2 separate regions of the Homo sapiens genome follow, and region 1 is linked to region 2. A link is a loop called in an ENCODE intact Hi-C map of the cell type or tissue named here. Cell type or tissue: OCI-LY7. All regions are shown on one strand.

What was found. Hi-C counts contacts between places; a loop is a spot of excess contacts. Peaks named below come from ENCODE experiments on the same cell type or tissue, not always from the same donor. Only the 100,000 strongest peaks of a DNase experiment are listed, where the experiment ranks them.
Region 1: it touches region 2 in a loop (3-fold over the local background); 3 of 110 quality-filtered maps call a loop at or near these places.

The regions. Positions count from the first base shown.
Region 1 is chr3:18,760,247-18,762,746 of GRCh38, forward strand. No RefSeq gene overlaps it. Among named protein-coding and RNA genes, the nearest start is that of SATB1-AS1, 320 kb to the left of the region's middle. In OCI-LY7, no CTCF peak of the experiment used is centred here; a DNase peak (open chromatin) is centred at 1,515; H3K27ac peaks cover 688 bases.
Region 2 is chr3:18,498,075-18,500,574 of GRCh38, forward strand. All of the region lies in intron 4 of SATB1-AS1 (SATB1 antisense RNA 1), which reads left to right. Among named protein-coding and RNA genes, the nearest start is that of SATB1-AS1, 54 kb to the left of the region's middle. In OCI-LY7, no CTCF peak of the experiment used is centred here; a DNase peak (open chromatin) is centred at 1,407; H3K4me3 peaks cover 1,394 bases; H3K27ac peaks cover 1,460 bases.

The sequences.
Region 1 (2,500 bases), 260 kb after region 2:
AAAGTGAGGCTAGAAGCATTGGAGGGTTTTGAGAAGAGGACTGACATGCACAGATTTACTTTCTGTGGTATCACCCTGGTTGCTGAATTGAGAATAGAATGTAAGGGACAAGTGTGGACGTAGGCAGACTAATTAGGAGACCATTGCGATCATCACAGTGAAAGACAACTGAATCAGACTGGTAGCAGTAGAACTGATAAAAAGTGATTGGATTGTAGATATATTCTGAAAGTGGGGTCAACAAGATTTGTTGATTGAGTGTATGTATGGTGTAGAGAAGAAGAATCAAGTATAACTCCAAAACATTGTGCTTTAGCAAACAGATGGATAGAAGAGTGTGGGAGGGGCAGATTTTTTAAGAGAAAATAATGATCTGACCAGGAAGTAAGTTTTTAACATGTTAAAGTTGAGAAGATTATTAGTTATTCCAGTAGAAATGCTGAGATGACCCTGAAAATAGTGTCTCTGGATTTCAGTGGAGCGGTCTGGCTGGAGAGAGAAATTTGTTAGTTATCAGATTCTAGTCAGATGAGATCATGAAGGCAATGAGAGAAGAGCTCAGCAGAGCTGAACTTTGAGGCACTGAACATTTCAAGGTTGGGTACATGAGGAGGACCCACCAAAGGATAGGAAAACTTTGTGGCTAGTGAGGTAGAACGAAAATCAGTTGGAAGCTAAGGGAAGAAAATGCTTCAAGAAGAATAGAGAGATCAAATGTAACAAATGTTGCTGATAGATCAAGTGAGAGATAAGAAATGAGATGAGACCATTGGATTTAGAACATGGAGGTCATTTATATTCCTGACAAGAGCTTTGTTTCTATCAGGTGGTGAGAATGAACTTGGCTAGAGTGTGTTCCAAGAGAATGTGAGAAGATGAATTGGGGATTATGAGTGTAGATAATGTTTGTTTTGCTGTAAAGAGAAGGAGAGAAATGAGGTACTGGATGGAGTAGAAAGTGGGTTTGAAGAAGGTTTGTATCTATCTATCTATTTATCTAAAGACAGGGGACACAGGACACACAATAAAATTTAAACTTCAGATAAACATATATTATATATATATAATATATATATGATGATTCTGTAGACAGGAGTTGTTATTGGACAAAGATGATAAATTTCTAGAACAATTTTCTTGAGTTGACAAAGGCAGATGGGATTAAGTGCACAAGGAAAGGGAGGCTTTTCCTGGCTAAGGGGACATCACATCAGTAACAGGGAAGAAGGCAGTGACTTGACCTAGATAGAGGTAGGTGGTGGGGGTGGGAGTGGGAGTGGGAACTTGTGGAACTTCTCATCTGATTGCCTCTGTTTTCTTGACAAAATGGAAGGGAGAACAAAGGAGGAACTGTTAGATATTTGAAGAGAGCAAAGGTACAAAATCGTGACCTAGGAAAGCAGGAGGGTGACTGGGCTGGGGAAATGCAGTGTGATTGTCTGTCCACACGAAGGGCTCTCTTGTGGAGAGTGAAAAGGAATTGAAAGTGAGGCGAGTCAGCAGTCCTGTGTTTATTTCCAGCTTCATTAGTTTCATAGGTGCAGGTGAGGAACAGAGGAGAGTTGGATTTGACCAGAGTTGCATTTTTCACGTGAGTAGGCCAACGAGAGAACAGAGAAGATGAGAGCATTTGCAAAGAACTGATGCAAATGATTGGCTTCAAAACTTCAGCAGGATAAATAGTGGAGTGAGGATGTAGGGTTAAGAGGCAGTTTCAAACATGGGGTCAATGCAGCGTAGATGCCAGTACTGAATCGGGGTACTAGGGGGTATCAGCAGGGAAGATTGAAAGCAGTGAACAGAGAGAGGTGAGTTTAGAAGATATTACAACTTTTGGTAACAACAAAGTCTAAGGCCTGACTACAAGAAGAGATGACTGAAATAGTGTGGAGAAGAGTTCAAGAAAGTTAGAAAGCAAGGACTTGAAATTATCATCTTCATGGACATTGAAATCACTAAGAATTATAATAGGGATCGTTTTGTGGAAAAATGACACTCTGTCAGGAAGTAACATCTTCAAAGAACCAAGAAGGGATGGACCTGAGCCCATAGATGAATAGGGAAAGAAGAGATGATCAATAACAATCTGCTGACAGTGGATTCAGGGCTGGGTAGTGTCGGGAAGTGGGAGGCAACAAGGATTAAAGAGGATGCCTGCTTCACAGCCAGCCTAGTGGTAATGCAGAGGATGGGAAAGAAATGCGCTCAGGGGGAACCGTGTTCTCAGGAGACAGACTGGTTTCAATTTGAAAAACAAGATAGGTGAGAAGAGGTTGAAGATGTTGGAGATTTTGATGATGTCCACCAGTGAGTTTCAAAGGGCCCTGTGAAAAGGATTCAGGTAATTAAGAGAAGTCGGAATTGTGTTCTCACAGAGCTGTATGCAGATTAGAGTAGGGGACATAGGACACAGAGTGAAATTTAAACTTCAGATAAACAGTGGGTACTTCTTTGCATTTGCACCCAAGCCTGGGTCACCACCACCCCTCCCTCACCCCAT
Region 2 (2,500 bases):
AACTTAAAGCAATGTCAGGAGCTGAGATGTGGAACCTGGAAGCTAAGGAGAGCATGACAGTTTGGGCTGAAGTCCAGGTGGTCAGACAGAAATTCAGTGTGCATGTAGTTATGGGCATTCTAAGGTTAGGTTGGATTCATTTATAGGACTTTTGGGTGAGCCTAAGACACAAGATTCACATTGGCTAAACCCACTTACTATATCTTAGGATAACAAATTTTATCCTTTACATAAAGATAGTATCTTTAATTTGTTTCAAAACTATGTCTTGAGCTTCATAATGCATTGAAGAAGGGGATGAGATTAAGTTTAGAATATGCTCTATTTCCTGTTGCAGGATTTAAATTATGAATGAATGAGTGTGTGAATTAGATCTATTTATAAGTTAACTGTCTCCATCTCCTTTGTTTATAAAATAGCTTTATGTGTTGATTTCATGACAGAAAAACTCAGCCTTGAAGGTTTTCCCAACAAAACTATAACTTTCACTTAAGTTTTTCATTTTCTGACTCCCATACACCCCCAACCCACCCTCACAAACACACACACACACACACACAAGCACACATATTTTACAGTTAAGTATAAGATATCCCTCTGGAATTTCATTTTTTAGGGTTCTCTAAATTTTTTCAAGCTTCTCTCTTTTTTTAAACTTCTGTTTTTGGTTCTATTCCCAGAACCCATATACACCTCACCCAGAGTTTACCTCGAATCCACTAATTTACTGCCCTAGTCATGAAATGTAACTTATTCAATAGGTGAGGTTTTTTTTCCTCCTGAGAATCCCAAAAAGAAAAATCATGAAAATTGCATTTATTGGTCAGAATTTCCACGTTTCAAAGTTCTGATATTTTAGTATCTGATCAGGAGAGAAAAAAGTCTTTCACATGGAAATTAAATGATTTATACAAATTAGTTTGAAATTTGAGATAGAAATAAGATCATTGAAATATATTCAGAGATTTAGCCTGAAAATAACTGAGTCTTGAGGTCATCATCTGAAACAATGTGCCTTATTATTTTGAAATAATTATAAAGATGGTTCGAGTAAGCCTATAGTTCTAGAAAATTCCTTATAGAGTTACTATAAATACTGAACAGTAGTCTTTGAATCATGGGGATGAATGGGTTTCATATAAGTCATTCACAAATGGCTCAGTGGACAAATTTTATCTCAGAAAGAGAATGCCCCATAGGAGTTAAAATTATCATGGCTGAGAATTCCTAGATGATGTCACCAGAATCTGAAAACACTACTGTGGATGCAATAATGATGCTATCTGCATTTTCTGGGTCTAACTTCTGACAAGGAATCTGAGTTTTCTGGCAAGCAGAATGCACATCAGAGTACACAAGGGGCATGTCTTGGCAACTTCCACCTGAGCACACATGCACGGCTTCCTGTTTTGGTCTGATAGCTTCCCCTGGGCTTTTGTTAATGCAAAATTACCCACACAGAGATGGGTTGCCCATGCAAAAGAGTAGGTGTCTTATTTTGGGAAAGTTTGCTTCACATTATCTTTGTTGTTTTATTCTACTAACCCTATTTCCTCTTTTATTTTACACTAGCGTTTTAAATTCACTTCATTTGTCTGTGAGAAATACTTCCCCCCGCCCCCTCACTTCTTAGGCTTATTTCTCTTGTTATCTGTTTTCTTTTTCTTCTCTAGGCACTGCCTTATTACTGCTTCATTTGTTTGCAATATTAATGTCTGCTAAAATGTCTTAAGATATACAATGTTAATTCATTTGCTCAATGATTTAAAAATATTTGTGAGTCTCTCACTCCTCCACATGTACATATACCTTGGAGGTAGGACAAAGGTGCCTTAAATATTCATTGTACTTTCAGGTTTATACAGTTTGGGTTGGGAGTTATACTTTCACAAACTGTGGTACAAAAATAAAAAGTGATGGCTTCTATAAAAGGTAATGATGAAATGCTATGAGGCATTTTCTCATGTGCTTTTTGGTCATTTTGTGTGTGCGTATATATATATTCCTTTGTGAAGTGCCTGTTCAAATCTCTTGCCCATAATTTTCCACTGGATTAAAAAAATTGCATTATAGAAATTGTTACATAGTCTAGGTACAAGTCCTTTGCATGTATATATTATATGTACATACATGTGGCTTTTAAACCTATTTTCTTACGATTTTAATTTCTGTGAAGTCTACTATATCTTTATGCTTTTCCTTTAATAGTGAGTGCTTTCTGTGTCTTGTAAAAGGAATTTTTTGTTATTCTTAAGTCACTAAGATATATGCCTGTGTTTTCTTTGATGTCTAGGTCTACATAATAAATCATTAGAGAAATGTGAATTAAAACCAATGAGTTATTACTACAGAGTCACTAGAATGGCTACAACTAAAAGACTGACAATACTAAGTGTTGTTGAGGATGTGAAACAAGTGGAATCACCATACACTGATAATGAGAGTATAAAATGACAAAACGACCTAGGAATTAGTCTGGCAATTTCTCATGTAAACATAC